Linked DNA regions of Homo sapiens: region 2 is linked to region 1. A link is an interaction called in ENCODE POLR2A ChIA-PET data of the cell type or tissue named here. Cell type or tissue: B cell. All regions are shown on one strand. Each heading gives the region's core, and the rest is flanking DNA. Links, peaks and the distances in the headings are about the cores only. Region 1 overlaps CBFA2T2 (CBFA2/RUNX1 partner transcriptional co-repressor 2). Region 2 has its middle 13 kb from the start of EIF2S2.

Evidence for each region. Peaks named below come from ENCODE experiments on the same cell type or tissue, not always from the same donor. Only the 100,000 strongest peaks of a DNase experiment are listed, where the experiment ranks them.
Region 2: POLR2A ChIA-PET joins it to region 1 with 10 read pairs; 2 of 35 experiments call an interaction of 5 or more read pairs at or near these places.

What each region holds. Positions count from the first base shown.
Region 1 is chr20:33,608,422-33,610,921 of GRCh38, reverse strand. The region is part of intron 2 of CBFA2T2 (CBFA2/RUNX1 partner transcriptional co-repressor 2); the gene reads right to left. Among named protein-coding and RNA genes, the nearest start is that of C20orf144, 53 kb to the left of the region's middle. In B cell, for the core only: no CTCF peak of the experiment used is centred there; a DNase peak (open chromatin) is centred at 1,231; H3K27ac peaks cover 834 bases.
Region 2 is chr20:34,118,740-34,132,333 of GRCh38, reverse strand. It overlaps the pseudogene RPS2P1. Among named protein-coding and RNA genes, the nearest start is that of EIF2S2, 13 kb to the right of the region's middle. RefSeq lists an enhancer at 2,337-2,631 and a silencer at 7,571-7,640. In B cell, for the core only: no CTCF peak of the experiment used is centred there; a DNase peak (open chromatin) is centred at 7,683.

The DNA of each region.
Region 1 (2,500 bases), core at 1-2,500:
AACAGAGTAACACTGGAGCGTTAAAAAGAAAGCAGAGTGCTCCCAGAGCAATAAGAAGGGAAATCTAACTCTACAGGTGCCATGGGCAGGGGTGGGTAGTTTTAAGAAAGACTTCCTGCAACAGGTAGTGCTTGAGATGGGTCTGGGCCAATAGATCTTTCCAGTGATGGGATACTCATGCCCATCTTTTACATTGCATCTCCTTCCCAATTTCAAGGTCCCCAAAACACTAGGCAGTCAATCAGAAGGTAGCATGTGAGCAAGACACCAGAAAAAAGAGTTATGATAATATGAGGGATATTTTTTAGGCCTACTGATTTAATGACTTATTCCTACAATAAGGTACCTATCTCTTTGGCCATCCAGAATACTCATGTCCATTAGAGCCAGTTACTCTCTGCCTTAACAGTGCTAGATTAATACTGCCAAACCCTTGGTCATTCAATAAAGCATCTTCCTGATTCCATGCAGGACACTCCCATCCTACATTTTTGCTCAAATTATAATACATGTGATTAATTACAGTTTTCCTATTTAGTTCTTAATAGTCATTTCTTGAAAATTTTAATTTCGAAAACAACCCTAGAGCTATGGTTTTGCTTGTTTGTTTTTTTGAGGCAGGGTCTCATTCTGTCATCCAAGCTGGAGTGCAGCAGCACCATCTTGGCCCATTGCAGCCTTGACCTCCTGGTGCAGCCTCGACCTCCTGGACTCAGGTGTCCTCCCACCTCAGCCTCCTGAGTAGCTGGGACTACAGGCACATGCCACCATGCACAGCTAATTTCTTTTTTTAAAATTTTTTGTAGATCAGGGAGTCTCACTATATTGCCCAGGCTGGTCTCAAACTCCTGGGCTCAAGTGATCCTCCTGCCTTGGCCTCCCAAAGGCTGGGATTACAGGCATGAGCCACCGTGCCTGGCACTGAGCTACGTTCTTGTTGGCATCAAGTAAAAATCTAAATTATCTAGTACCTAAGTATCATTCTGTTTTCACTTAATCATATCCAGCCTTAAAAAACTAAAAAAGTGAAACTTTATCTAAAAACATAAGAAACAATTTAAGACATAAGCAATGTTTAAAGAGCCAATCATTTAATCTTTACCTAGCTTAGAAAAAAGACATTTAGTCATATTTTGCCAAAAACCAACTTATTAATCATAAAAAATCTTCCACTTCCCTTCTACTTCCTCTAAGCCAGTCACAGTCAGTTAACCATCTCTGTTCCCTCTTCTTACACTGAACCTTACTCAAATTTGACCTGGCAAGCTCTTCTTCATCCCATACGGTTCAGGTATCATCTCTGTTAAGGAGCATTCTTTGACACATACTGCTGTTGCTCCGCTTGAAGGTAACCTTAGTGGATTCACTACATCTCTGTGCTGCCTATGTGCATGCTTCCACTATTTCACTTTTTTTTTTAGAGACCGAGTCTTGCTCTGTTTCCCAGGCTGGAGTGCAGTGGTTTAATCTCAGCTTACTGCAACCTCCGTCTCCTGAGTTCAAGGAATTCTCCTTCCTCAGCCTCCCGAGTAGCTGGGATTACAGGCACGCACCACCACATCCAGCTAATTTTTTGTATTTTTAGTAGAGACAGGGTTTCACCATGTTGGCCAGGCTGGTCTCGAACTCCTGACCTCAAGTGATCTGTCCTCCTCGGCCTCCCAAAGTGTTAGGATTATAGGTGTGAGCCACTGCGCCTGGCCTATGCTTGTTTATTTCTATATTTGTGTTGCCTTAATAGATGTTCACTTATTAATAATACAATACACAATACATATGTGCATACTTTAATTAAGTTTTATAAGTTGTGTATACAGTGTATATTTTTGCTTTGTTCAGCAAAGGGTGTTTAGGAAAATGCTGCTGAATGATTCACTGCATAACAGACTAACGGGCTGAGAAAAGGGGTGAGTTTTCTTGTGTCTTCCACTAAAGAAAATTAGTAAAGCTAATGAAAGGAAAGTTGAACACTCAACCTCAGCAATCCAGAAAATTAGTTGCAATAGTCTGCCATTTCTTTGTTTTCACAGAAAGGTCAATTGCCATTGGAAAGTTGCTCCATTTTGAAGGAACCAATAAAAATAACACATTACCATGCTTTTAGCTTCTCTGATGTATAGAAAGGCTTTTTCGTAGTCTCTTTAGAAAAAAATGTATGATCACATTTTCTGAAATGAAACACAACCACCGCCAAGCAGCCAAATATGGAAGTAAAAAGGGCTGAATTTGTATATACATATACCTATTGGTGTATCTTGAAATCTGATTGATGGCTGAGGTTTAAATCTGTTTCTTTTCAAGATAGTATATATGTCTAGGGCTGTTCAACTTTGAGATAGAAATTAGAATTTAAGAAAAGGGATATCACACTTCTTTTCATTCACTCTGGCTCAAACTGAATGCTACAGTTACCAGCTACTCCATTTCAAATGTTTTGGAAAATAATAAACTTCCAATTAAAGCTGTACATCTTACATTCTCTTCTCTTGCCTTTTAAAAT
Region 2 (13,594 bases), core at 6,225-8,724, 520 kb before region 1:
CAGAGGGGCTCCTCACATCCCAGACGATGGACGGCCAGGCAGAGACGCTCCTCACTTCCCAGACGGGGTGGCGGCCGGGCAGAGGCTGCAATCTCCGCACTTTGGGAGGCTAAGGCAGGCGGCTGGGAGGTGGAGGTTGTAGCTAGCCGAGATCACGCCACTGCACTCCAGCCTGGGCAACATTGAGCACTGAGTGAACGAGACTCCGTCTGCAATCCCGGCACCTCGGGAGGCTGAGGCTAGCAGATCACTCGCGGTTAGGAGCTGGAGACCAGCCCGGCCAACCCAGCGAAACCCCGTCTCCACCAAAAAAATACGAAAACCAGTTAGGCGTGGCGGCGCGTGCCTGCAATCCCAGGCACTCAGCAGGCTGAGGCAGGAGAATCAGGCAGGGAGGTTGCAGTGAGCCGAGATGGCAGCAGTACAGTCCAGCTTCGGCTCGGCATCAGAGGGAGACCGTGGAAAGACAGGGAGAAGGAGACCGTGGGGAGAGGGAGATGGAGACAGAGATGGAGAGGGAGGGGGAGAGGGAGAGGGAAAGGGAGAGTTCTTTTTTGTTTAACCAATTGAGTTTTGAGTGTTCTATTAGTTCTTTCAACTATGGCCTATCCTTGGGAATTATAGGGAATTCCTGTTGTATGTGTAATTTTCCACTGATTTAAGAATTTTTGGAATGTTTTACTACAGTATCCTGGCCCATTGTCAGTTTTAATTTTTTCCAGAACTCCCATGAGAGCAAAACAATATAATAAATGTCTTTTAACATGGGAAGTACTTTCTCCTGTCTCGCAAGTTGCCCATACGAAATGTGAATAAGTATCAACTGTCACATGGACAAATGATAATTTTCCAAATGAAGATACATGTGTGACATCCGTTTGCCATAACGCATTAGGACATAGACCTCTGGGATTAACTCCCGCCTCTTGAGTGGGCAGGTGTAGGACTTGACTCTGGGTGCAATGTTGTACAATATTTTTTGCCTGTTTCCATGAGATATCAAATTTATTTTTAATCCTGCTGCATTTACATGAGTCAAAGCATGAAGTTCTTGTGCTTTTATGAATGCAGATGATACCAGTAAGTCAGCTTGTTCATTTGCTTTAGTTAAAGACCCTGGTAAATTAGTGTGTGCTTCAATGTGAGTAATACAAAATGGGAAATTTCTTTTTCTCACAGTTTGTTGTAATAAGTTGAACAGCTGGTTTAACTGATCATCAATACTATATTTGATTAGGGCTGTCTCAACATCCCTTGTAGCCTGTACTACATATGCAGAATCTGATACAATATTAATAGGCTGATTAAAATCTTGTAACACTGTAATGACTGTAACCAACTCTGCTCTTTGAGCCCAGTGATATTGAGTTTCGATGACTTGTTCTTTTGGCCCAATGTAAGCTGCTTTTTCATTGCTGGAACCATTAGTAAACACCGTCAGAGCATTTTCTAAAGGTTCATGTCTGGTAATTTTAGGTAAAATCCAAGTAGTCAATTTTAAAAACTGGAAGGTTTTTGTTTTTGGGTAATGATTGTCAATAATTCCCACAAAATCAGCAAGACCAGTCTGCCATGTACAAGAATTGATAAAGGCTTGTCTAACCTGTTCCTTGTTTAAAGGAACAATGATTTTGTCTGGGTCACTTCCACACAATTTTATTATTCATAACCTTGCCTGACCAATTAATGTAGCTATTTGATGCAATGTAAAAGTCTTAATTGTACTGTGAGGAAGGAATGACCACTCCACAAGATCAGTATTTTGAACAATGATGCCTGTCAGAGAATGTGCAGTAGCAAAAATCAAAAGTTGGAGTGGGACCAAGGGATCTATTCTATTTACTTGTGCTGACCAAATTTTTTCTTCAACTAATTCAATTTCTTTTGCTGCCTCTGGGGTCAATATTCTTTTACTATTTAAGTCCGGGTCCCCTCTTAAGATAGAGAACAAATTTGACATGGCATAAGTAGGAATGCCTAAAATTGGCCAAATCCAATTAATATCTCCTAGCAATTTTTGAAAGTCATTTAATGTTTTTAATGTGTCTTTTCTTATTTCTATTTTTTGTGGTTTAATTTTTCTATTTTTTACCTGCATCTATGTTAACTGGGATTGGCGGCCCTATTTTTGCGGATCTGTTGTTGTACCCCATCAATCCACCAGGTCTTAAATTGTAAAAATTGAGAAGGTGAGAGTGATGATTTGGCCAAAATTTCCCAGTCATAAGGAATAAGTCTATTTCCATGAGCAATGGAATCTAATAATGTTCTCATATAAGGAGAATTGGGTCCATACTGTTTTACTCCCTCTTTCATGTCTTTTAGCATTTTTATAGAAAAGGACTCATATCTGGCATCAGCTTGGGGAGGGCCCTTCTCCAGGTAGTATGGGCTCTAATATTACTTGAAATTAAAACGCCTCAGTATCTCTCCTTGTTTTCTTGCCTTCTCAATAATTTCATGTAATGCACCATCCTGTCCACTAGGTGGTGGTGTAGGATTAAGTCTCATAGTGGGCAGCTGAGGCTATATCGCCGTGCGTGCCCTGTGGTGCTGGAAACGTTCCTGGCTGTCCATACTGATTTTCTGGGGGGCGGCTGATACTGAAGTTCGGCTGGCGGTCAGTATTGATAGGGTACTGGCGGTTGGGTCTTACTTTCTACCAGCTGATATTGTGAATACTGTATCTGGATTGGCATTGCTGTGATAGAGACTATCCTTTTCTATCTGATATTCTCTTGGGGTTTGTACTTGTCTAACCTGCATTTGAGGTTGTAATGTTACGGGCATCTGAACTGTGGGAGGAGGAGTTGGCCATCGTGGGTTAGACTCTGATGGCCCCAATAGTTCTAGACCTTTTCCCCCCAATTTTGATGGTTCATAATATATTACCTCCTGTAATTGGTTGTAGTCAACATTTTCCGTTGACTGAGCCATTACACTCTTCTACCCTTTTTTTCTTTTTTTTTTTTTCGAGACGGAGTCTCGCTCTGTTGCCCAGGCTGGAGTGCAGTGGTGCCATCTCGGCTCACTGCAAGCTCCGCCTCCCAGGTTCACGCCATTCTCCTGCCTCAGCCTCCCGAGTAGCTGGGACTACAGACACCTGCCACGACGCCTGGCTAAGTTTTTGTATTTTTTTAGTAAAGACAGGGTTTCACTGTGTTAGCCAGGACGGTCTCGATCTCCTGACCTTGTGATCCATCCGCCTCGGCCTCCCACAGTGCTGGGATTACAGGTGTGAGCCACTGCGCCCAGCCAGACTCATCTACCTTTTTATACTGTGAACCTTGCGTTACTTTCTTGAATTCTGTCCCTGCCTCTTCCTCACAATCTATTACACAGCTTTCAGGGGCATCAGAAACTGAAACGCTATCTTCTTCTGTTTGAAATGATTCTAAACCTATTTTAATAATGGCCCAATCATTCCATACTGTAAGTGGGATGATTTTATCCTCCCTATTTGCTTGTTTTAATTCTTTGCCAATTTTTTCCCAGTCTTTTAGATCTAACGTTCCCTATTCTGGAAACCATAGGCAGAATTGTTCTATTGTTTGAAATAGCATGATTAGATTTCTGTGGAGGCTCTAACTCCCCCTCTTCTTAAAATAACTTTAATAAAGCTGAGATAAGAGGCATATTTGCTTTCAGTTTGACCCATTCTTACCCTGGGTTTCTCTGAGTGCACAAGCTTACCACAAGGCTGATCATGGAAGTCTTCGGGAATCTCTCGTCGATTTGTCTTCAATGATCACACTCTAGCGTATCTTCACCGTAGAGAAAGGAACCCACATTGGGCACCAGATGAAGAGGGCCTGCCCCTGCACACCTGTGGGTATTTCTCGCAAGGTGGAGACGAGAGACTGAGAAAAGGAAATAAGACATAGAGACAAAGTATAGCGGAAGAAAAATGGGCCCAGGGACCGGCGCTCAGCAAGTGAGGACCTGCACCAGCGCTGGTCTCTGAGTTCCCTCAGTATTTATTGATCACTATCTTTACTATCTCAGCAAGGGGAATGTGGCGGGGCTATAGGGTGAAGGTGGGGAGAGGATCAGCAGAAGACCATGTGAGCAAAGACTCTGTGTCATGAATAAGTTTAAGAAAAGGTGCTGTGCCTGGATGTGCACAATCGCTAGATTTATGTTTAAGCTTACATAAACACCTCAGTGCAGTAAAGAGTAACAGAGCAGTATTGCCGCCATGATGTCTCATCTCCAGCCATAAGGAGGTTTTCTCCTATCTCAGTAAATAGAATGTATGGTCGGGTTTTACACCGAGACATTCCATTCCCAGGGACGTGCAGGAGACAGATGCCACACTCTTATCTCTACCGCATAGAGGCCTTCCTATTTCACTAATCTCCTTAGCACAGACCCTTTACGGGTGTCGGGCTGGGGGGCTGTAAGGTCTTTCCCTCCCCACGAGGCCATATCTCAGGCTGTCTCAGTCCGGGGAAACCTGGACAATACCCAGGCTTTCTTGGGCAGGGGTCCCTGCGGCCTTCCACAGTGCATTGTGTCCCTGATTAATAGAGAATGGAGAATGGCGATGACTTTCACAAAGCATACTGCCTGCAAACACATTTTTTTTTTTTTTTGAGAAGGAGTGTTGCGCTGTCGCCCAGGCTGGAGTGCAGTGGCACGATCTCGGCTCACTGCAAGCTCTGCCTCCTGGGTTCATGCCATTCTCCTGCCTCAGCCTCCCGAGTAGCTGGGACTACAGGCGCCTACCACCACGCCCAGCTAATTTGTTGTATTTTTAGTAGAGACGGGATTTCACCGTGTTAGCCAGGATGGTCTTGATCTCCAGACCTCGTGATCTGCCCGCCTCAGCCTCCCAAAGTGCTGGGATTACAGGTGTGATTTTTTTTTTTTTTTTTTTTTTGAGACGGAGTCTTGCTCTGTCACCCAGGCTGGAGTGCAGTGGCTCAATCTCGGCTAACTGCAAGCTCCGCCTCCCAGGTTCATGCCATTCTCCTGCCTCAGCCTCCCGAGTAGCTGGGACTACAGGGGCCCGCCACCACGCCTGGCTAATCTTTTGTATTTTTAGTACAGACAGGGTTTCACCATATTAGCCAAGATGATCTCGATCTCCTGACCTCATGATCTGCCCGCCTCGGCCTCCCAAAGTGCTGGGATTACAGGCATGAGCCACTGCGCCTGGCTGCAAAAACATTTTTAACAAAGCACATCCTGCACAGCCCTAAATCCCTTAAAACTTGAGTCAATACAGCACATGTTTTTGTGAGCACAGGGTTGGGACAAGAGTTACAGATTAACAGCATCTCAAAGCAGAACAATTTTTCTTAGTACAGATCAAAATGGAGTTTCTTTTGTCTTACTTTTTCTAGATAGACACAGTAACAGTCTGATCGCTCTTTCTTTTCCCTATACATTTTGAGTTGATTTTTTGCGTATGGTGAGAGACAGGAGTTTAGTTTCATTCTTCTGGATATGGATATCCAGTTTTCCCAACAACATTTTTCCCCAATGTATGTGCTTGGTACCTTTGTCAAAAATCAATTGGCTGTACGTGGATTTATTTCTGGGTTCTCTTTTTGTTCCCTTGGTCTGTGTTTTTATATCAATACCATGCTGTTTTGGTTATTAGAGCCTTGCAGTATATTTTAAATTCAGGTGGTGTGATGCCTCTAGCTTTGTTCTTTTTGCTTAGGATTGCTTTGACTATTTGGACTTTTTGTTCCATACAAATTTTAGGATTTTTTTTCTGTCTTTCTTGTTTTACTAGAGCAAATCCTCCAGTGCTTTCCTAAGAAAAGTTATGTGGGGATGAGGGGTAAATTTCTGATCCTTGCATGCCTAAAAATATACTTATTTATTCCTCATACTTGACTGATAATATGGCTTAGTATAGGAGTTCTAGATTGAAAACGTATTTTCTCTCAGAATTTTGAAAGCCTCCCTATATCGTCTTCTAGCCACTAATGTTACTATGGACAAAAATGCTATTCCTATTACCTGCTCTTTCATAAGTAACCTGTTGCCCTTTCCCTGCCCCCTCCTCACCTCCTATCACCAAGATTTTTGATTTTCTCTTTATCCTTTGTGTTAAAAAATTTCATGATGATGTGCCATAATGTTTTTCCTTTGTTTTGTTTTCTTTCATTATGCTGGGCACTCAGCAGGCTCTGCCACTCTGGAAACTCAGTTTCTTTGATAATTTTCTTCCATTTCTTCTGTATTTCCAGAACTCCTGTTAATCTAATGGTCGACCTTATGGATTCATCCTCTAATTATCTTTTCTCTTTTATTTTTCCATTTGTATTTCTGTTCTACTTTCTGAGAGATTTCCTCAACTTTATATATTAAGACTTATATAAATTATTTATTTTTCTATTATTATTATTTGAGAACAGGTCTTGCTGTATTGCCCAGGCTGGAGTGCAGTGGCATGATCATAGCTCACTGCAGCCTCCATCTCCTGGGCTTGAGCAGCCCTCCTGACTCAGCCTCCTAAGTAGCTGGGACCACATGCATGAGCCACCACAGCTGGCTAATTTTTTTTCTTTTTTTATTATTTATTTATTTATTTATTTATTTATTATTTTTTTGAGATGGAGTCTCGCTCTGTTGCCCAGGCTGGAGTGCAGTAGTGTGATCTCGGCTCACTGCAAGCTCTGCCTCCTGGGTTCATGTCATTCTTCCGCCTCAGCCTCCCTAGTAGCTGGGACTACACGTGTTCGCCATCATGCCCGGCTAATTTTTTGTATTTTTAGTACAGATGGGGTTTCACCATGTTAGCCAGGATGGTCTCGATCTCCTGACCTCGTGATCCGCCCGCCTCGGCCTCCCAAAGTGCTGGGATTACAGGCGTGAGCCACTGAACCAAGCCTAATTTCTCTTTTTAAAAGAATGTTTAGCAGAGAAGAGGTCTATCTAATATTGCCCTGGTTGGTCTTGAACTCCTGGCTTTAAACAATCCTTCTACCTTGGCTTCTCAAAGTGCTGGGATTACAGGCATGAGCCATAATGCCCAGCCAATTTTTCTATTATATTTTTAATTCCCCAGAGCTGTTACTTACTCTATTTTTTTTAGAGCATTTTATCTTTGCTTTATGGATGCAGTATTTTCTATTATCTCTCATAGACTGCTTATTGTTTTTTAAAAATATTTTTCTGTTCTCTTCAGTTTCTGTTCCCTTTGAGTTTCTTTTTTCTCTATTTGATGCTGTCTTTCCTGGTGGAGGTTTATCTTAAATATCTGGTGACCCTTTGTTGTCTCTTCATATTTAAGAGTGAGTCACTAAGTATTTGGAAGCTCTGTGTTAACAGGAAGTTTATCTGTAGGATGATAAAGTGGGTACCTAGGTGTTTTGTTGGGGGACCTCAAATATCAGTATGTATAGATCTTTCCTCTGGGGTTAATTAATTAAAATTAATTCCCTGATATCTTGCCTGGAGAATACAAGCCTTGCTGTCAGCATTCCTGGAATAAATTTCAGCAGGAGGACTGAGTGCGCTTCACCATTCAGCATGTAGACAATTCATCTAATCTCTGTTTTCAGTCTGAAATCCTCCTACCTTAGCCTCCCTGCTATTATATCTTTAGCTGTGCCTGGTATCTCAGTGTCTGGAACTTCTCTACCTCAATTTTGTCCCAGGGGCTGCTAGGGAGATGAAAGGGTAGTTGTCTAAGTGAGTAGGATGGAGAAAAAGACCTGGCAGTTTCACTTCCTATAAAGGCTTTCAGCCAAACCCTCTCTCTTCTGCCTCTCACATCACCTCTGATCTGCTCTGTCCCAGTCCTGACATTCTAGTGTTCTGCAGTACGAATCTGTTTGTCCCTTGTTAGTATAACCCTCAGCAAACATTTAGAATTGTTTTCTCAGCTCAGCTATGGTTTTCCATCTTCCAAAAATTTGTTGATATCCTTAATCTGCTATTGATTTCTTTCTTATTCTCTTTGTCTGTAGACTGGTAAACCTAAAAATGTTAACTCACTGTCACTTCAGTGATTTGGGGAGTGAACAGGGATAAACATATGTGTTTAATCTGTCCAAGCATAAACAGAAGTGCAAGACTGTCAAGATGTCCACTCTTTGCTCCTATTAAAAAAAGTTAGAACCAGAAAATTCATAGATATGGCTGGGCGAGGTGGCTCACGCCTGTAATCCAGCACTTTGGGAGGCCAAGGCGAGTAGATCATGAGGTCAGGAGTTCAAGATCAGCCTGGCCAAGATGATATAACCCCATTTCTACTAAAAATACAAAAATTAGCCAGGCACAGTGGCAGGCGACTGTAATCCCTCCCAGCTACTTGGGAGGCTGAGGCAGAAGAATCGCTTGAAGCTGGGGGACAGAGGTTGCAGTGAGTCAAGATTGCACCACTGCACTCCAGCCTGGGCGACAGAGTAAGACTCCGTCTCCAAAAAAAAAAAAAAAAAAAAAAAGAAAATTCATAGGTAAAATATAGATAAAATTCTACTCTCATAGGCCAATGTGGAAAAAGTAGGAGTCTGAGAGTTGCGGTACATGTGTCCAAGCCCTGTTATTATCATTTACTGGTCTGAAGCTAGGTAAGTTAAATTTTCTGACCATCTGTTTCCTCATCTGTAAAGTGGTGATAATCATCCCTAGATAGTCTATCTTACTTGTAATGATGAAGTAAAATAATTGATATAAATATATAAACATCAAATATATATCATTTATCATAAACTCTATTAGAAGTAGGCACAGTTAAATATATTTTCAGAGGCACTGTAACATAGTAGAAATAATATGGGCTTCAGATTCACACAGACTTGGGCTCAAATTCCATCTCTGTTACTCACTGGGTTATGTTGGGTAAGTGACTGACACTCTCTGAGCCTTCATTAACCTGTTTATAAAATGGGTATAATACTTTTAACCTGACAAGGCTGTTGTTGAGTATTAAATGAGATAATGCATGTAACATCTATAGGGCCTGACACTTAGTAAGTACTCAACAGATATTAATTCTTCCATGTTGGCCCCTAATTTGAGACCAGCTTTTTTTTTTTTTTTCAGGCTTAATTCAGTTTGTTTTTCTTGTATAAAAACCCTATGCTGTAGCCACAGCTGGAGCCTGGGTCCTCTGCATGGAGACTCTGGTGTGGGTCTTGACGAGGTGGTCAGTGAATTCCTGATAGGGAGACTTGGTGAATATAGTCTCCTTCCAGAGGTCGAGGGTCAGGTAGCTGTAGGTCTTAGAGATGGTGTCAAAGGTGGCCTTGGCGAAGTTGCCAGGGTGGCAGTGCAGCCCCTGGCTGAGGTGTGGCAGTCATCAATACCAGCCATCATGAGGAGCTTCTTGGGCACAGGTGCGGAGACGATGCCAGTGCCCCTGGGTGCAGGGATGAGGTGCACCAGCACAGAGCCGCAGCGGCCTGTCACCTTGCAAGGGACGGTGTGGGCTTGTCCATCTTGTTCCCCCGTAGCCTCTGCGCACGGGGACAATGGAGTGCTTGGTCAGGATGACGGACCCGCGGATGGCAGTAGCCACCTCCTTGGAGCACTTAACGCACAGACCGACGTGGCCATTGTAGTCCCCGGTGGCAACAAACGCCTTGAACCTGGTGCGCTGGCCCGCGCGGGTCTGCTTCTGCACCGGCATAATCTTCAAACCCTCTTCCTTGAGAGAGGACCCCAGAAAAAAGTCAATGGTCTCAGATTCCTTGATGGGCAGGGAGAAGAGACATCCTCCAGGTACTTGATCTTCATGTCCTTGACCAGGTGGCCCAGCTTGGTGACGGGCATCTACTCCTTATCCTCGGCCTTGCCTCTGCGAGCTCCATGGCCTCGGCTCCGGCCCAGTCCACGGCCATGACCCTGGCCCCGGATGCCACCGCCGAAACCTCCGCGGAAGCCACCGCGGTTCCCCATCCCTCCCAGGGCTTGCGGGGGCCTCCGCCCGGCCTCCGCCCGGCCTCCACCCGACCTCCGCACCCCACGCCCTGCCGCCCCCTGCACAGGCGTCATCCGCCATTTGGGGATTTGTTGAAGAAGAGCTTTTTTATACTAACATGAAAATCCTGAGCTTGTATTTCATTAGTTCATGCTAAACTACATTGATAATTAGCATCTTAGATCATAAATAGTCCTCATAAAAGTTTATTTATTTGCTGTTTTCCCAGGACCAAATTATAAGGTGAATAGCCCAAATTAAAAGGATTCCTCATACAAGACCTTTGAAGTCAACTGGCTATTGCTGAGGCATCTTTAGCATTTCATTATGAAATAAGATGTGAAACTTGTAACAAATATCAAGAGATCAGAGGCTCTGGAATATTGAGAACAACTACAACTCAAAAAATTATTTTAAACGTTTGTTTTTTTTGGTTTTTATTTGATCCTCATACAAATCTAGACTCCACAGTCTTTTTTATCCTGTTTAAAGATGAATTAACAGAAACAATGAGTAAAGAAGCTTCCTTTACTCAACTTCCTTGAGTACTTCCTTGAGTTTCAAGGAAGTCTCAAATTCCTTGAGACTGATCTATCTGTGGAAAACAACCAAGAACTCCAACCTTGGTCTTTTGTCTCCCAGTTTAGTGCTCTCTTTTTAAAAAATATGGTAAAATACAAATACCATAAAATTTATCTTTTCAACTATTTTTAAGTATATTCACATTGCTGTACAACCAATTTCCAGAACTCTTTCCATCTTGCAAAACTGGAACTCTGTACCTATTAGACAACAACTCTCTCTTCCCCCCTCTCTCCCTAGCCCCTAGCAACCGCCATTCTACTTTCTCTTTCTATGAATTTGACTATTCTAGGTACCTCAAATAAATGGGATAACACAGTATTCGTCTTTTTGTGGCTAGCTTATTTCACTAAGCATAATGTTCTTGAGGTTCATCCATATTGTGGCATGTATCAGAATTTCCTTCCTTTTTAAGGCTGAATGATATTCTATTGTATGTACACACCATATTTTGATTACCCATTCATCCACTGATGGACACCCGGGGTGCTTCTCAGGTATGAATAATGCTGTTGTGAACATGGACATAAAAATATCTCTTTGAGACACTGCTTTCAGTTTTGTTTTGTTTTTTTTTTTTTTCTGAGACAGAGCTTCGCTCTTGTTGCCCAGGCTGGAGTGTGATGGCACGATCTCAGCTCACTGCAACCTCTGCCTCCTGGGCTCAAGTGTTTCTCCTGCCTCAGCCTCCTGAGTAGCTGGGATTACAGGCGCCGGCCACCATGTCTGGCTAATTTTTTGTATTTTTAGTAGAGATGGGGTTTTACCATGTTGACCATGGCTGGTCTCAAACTCCTGACCTCAGGTGATCCGCCCACGTCAGCCTCCCAAAGTGCTGGGATTACAGGTGTGAGCTACCATGCCCAGCCCTTTCAGGTTTTTTTTTTGTTTTTTTATTTTTATTTTTTAAATATACGTAGTAATTGAATTGTTAGATTATATGGTAATTCTGTTTAAAAATGTTTGAGGAACCACCATACTCTTTTCCATAGGGCTGCACCATTTTACAGTCCTGCCAACATACACAAGCGTTCCAGTTTTTCCACATCTTGATAATATGTGTCATTTTCTGGAGGTTTTTTTTTTAATTAATAGCAATTCTACTGGGTGTAAGGTAGTATCTCATTGTGGTTTTCTTAAGAGTTTTGAAGTCTTCTGTACAGATGGCAAGATACTAAGTAACCTTGGATAACATCATCAAAAAACATTCATATTCTTTTTTTTTTAATTGATTTTTTAAAAGAGAACAGGGTCTTGCTGTCACCCAGGGTGGAGTGCAGTGGTGTGATCATAACTCACTGCAGCCTCGAACTCCTGAGCCCAAGAGATTCTCTTGCCTCAGCCTCTTGATTAGTTGGGGCCACTGGCACATGCCACCATGCCCGGCTAATTTTTTTTTAATTACTTTTTTGTAGAGACAGGGTCTCACTATGCTGTCCAGGCTGGTCTCAAACTACTGGCCTCAAGCAATCCTCCTACTGTGGCCTCCCAAAGTGTTGGGATTACAGACATGAGCCACTGCACCCAGCCTCAACAAATGTTTACTGAGCTCCTAATAGGTGCTATGCACTGTGCTGGGTACTGGGGTTATAAGTCTCTTAAGAGCAAGGGAGAAAGATGGGCAATGAATAGTGACCAAGGTGCTGAGTGTATACAAGGTACACTTAATTACTTCTTACTGAAAGTCTGCTAATCTTTCAAGAAGACTATCAGGTGCTTTTATGGCTCACGCCTGTAATCCCAGCACACTGGGAGGCCGAGGTGGGAGAATCACTCGAGGCCAGGACTTTGAGACCAGCTGGGGCAACACAGTGAGACCCCCATCTCTACAATTTTTTTTTTTAATTAGCTGGGTGTGGAGGTACTTGCCTGTAGTCCTAGCTACTTGAGAGGATAAGGCAGGAGGATTGCCTGAGCCCAGAAGTTTGAGGCTGCAGTGAGCCATGATCATGCCACTGCACTCCAGCCTAGGTGACAAAGTGAGACCCTGTCTCAAAAAAGTGAAAACAAAAACTGATCACCTCCTTTTATAGTGAATCATAAAAGGAGTATGTAAAACATATTTATTTCCTATGCTCACATCCAATTATTCCAAACAGAATACAGCTGGGAGGTTTTCCCATCCTCTCTTGGGAAGGAGGCGACATTCAAGAAGTGAAGACTGGTGCAAGTTAGTAATTAGCACTTATACCTATCGCCCCATACGGGTGCCTGCATTCACAAACATGTGCTAGGTTTTGGGAAAGCAAAGAAATATGAGTAAGGTACAGATCCCACCCTCCAGGATCTCAAAGACAGCTACAACATAATATAAGAGCTGTAATAGAAAAAAGACAAGTAGAGAGAAAGGAATCATTTTTTTCCCTTGTACAGAAATCAAAGGCTTCTTTAAAAAAGTAAAGTCTAGATCTGGATCTTAAAGGATGACAGGAGTTCATCAGATTCCGGGAACAGGAGGGAAGGACGTTCTAGAGAGGGAACAGCATGGAAAAAATGAAATGGCACAGCATGTTTATGAAATATTAAATGATTTAGTATGACTGAAACAGCATACACAATGGAGAATGGTAAGAAGGGTAGACAGTAGCATGGTGAGAGGGGCTTGGAGGCAGACTGTGGAAATCTATTCTTCTGAAGGTAACAGAGAATTAACTGATTTTTAGGCAAGGGAGCAGCTTGATTAGTGTTTTTTTCCCGGCCCCAGGAAACTCGATGGGCTAGATGGAGGATGAACTGGAGTTACAAGAGAACCAAGAAAAAGATATGGGAGAAGGAGGTCAGGGACTAACCAAATAAGATCTCAAAGACCCTTGTTTTGTTCCACAGCAGTCATTGAGGATGACTTGTTGTGAAAAATACCCAGAGCTTTTTATTTGTTACAGAGACAGGGTCTCACTATATTGCCCAGGCTGCTCTCAAACTCCTGAGTTCAAGTGATCCTCCTGCCTCAGCCTCCCAAAGTGCTGGGATTACAGGCATGAGCCACCACGCCCAGCCATTCAAAGACTCCTGGAGTAGAGCACCAGAGCTGAGGAACTCACGTATTTGGCCTCCAAAACCAGAAATCTGATTTTCCTAAAGCATGTATCATGGAACAGATACTTGAGGATTGATTCACAATAACCA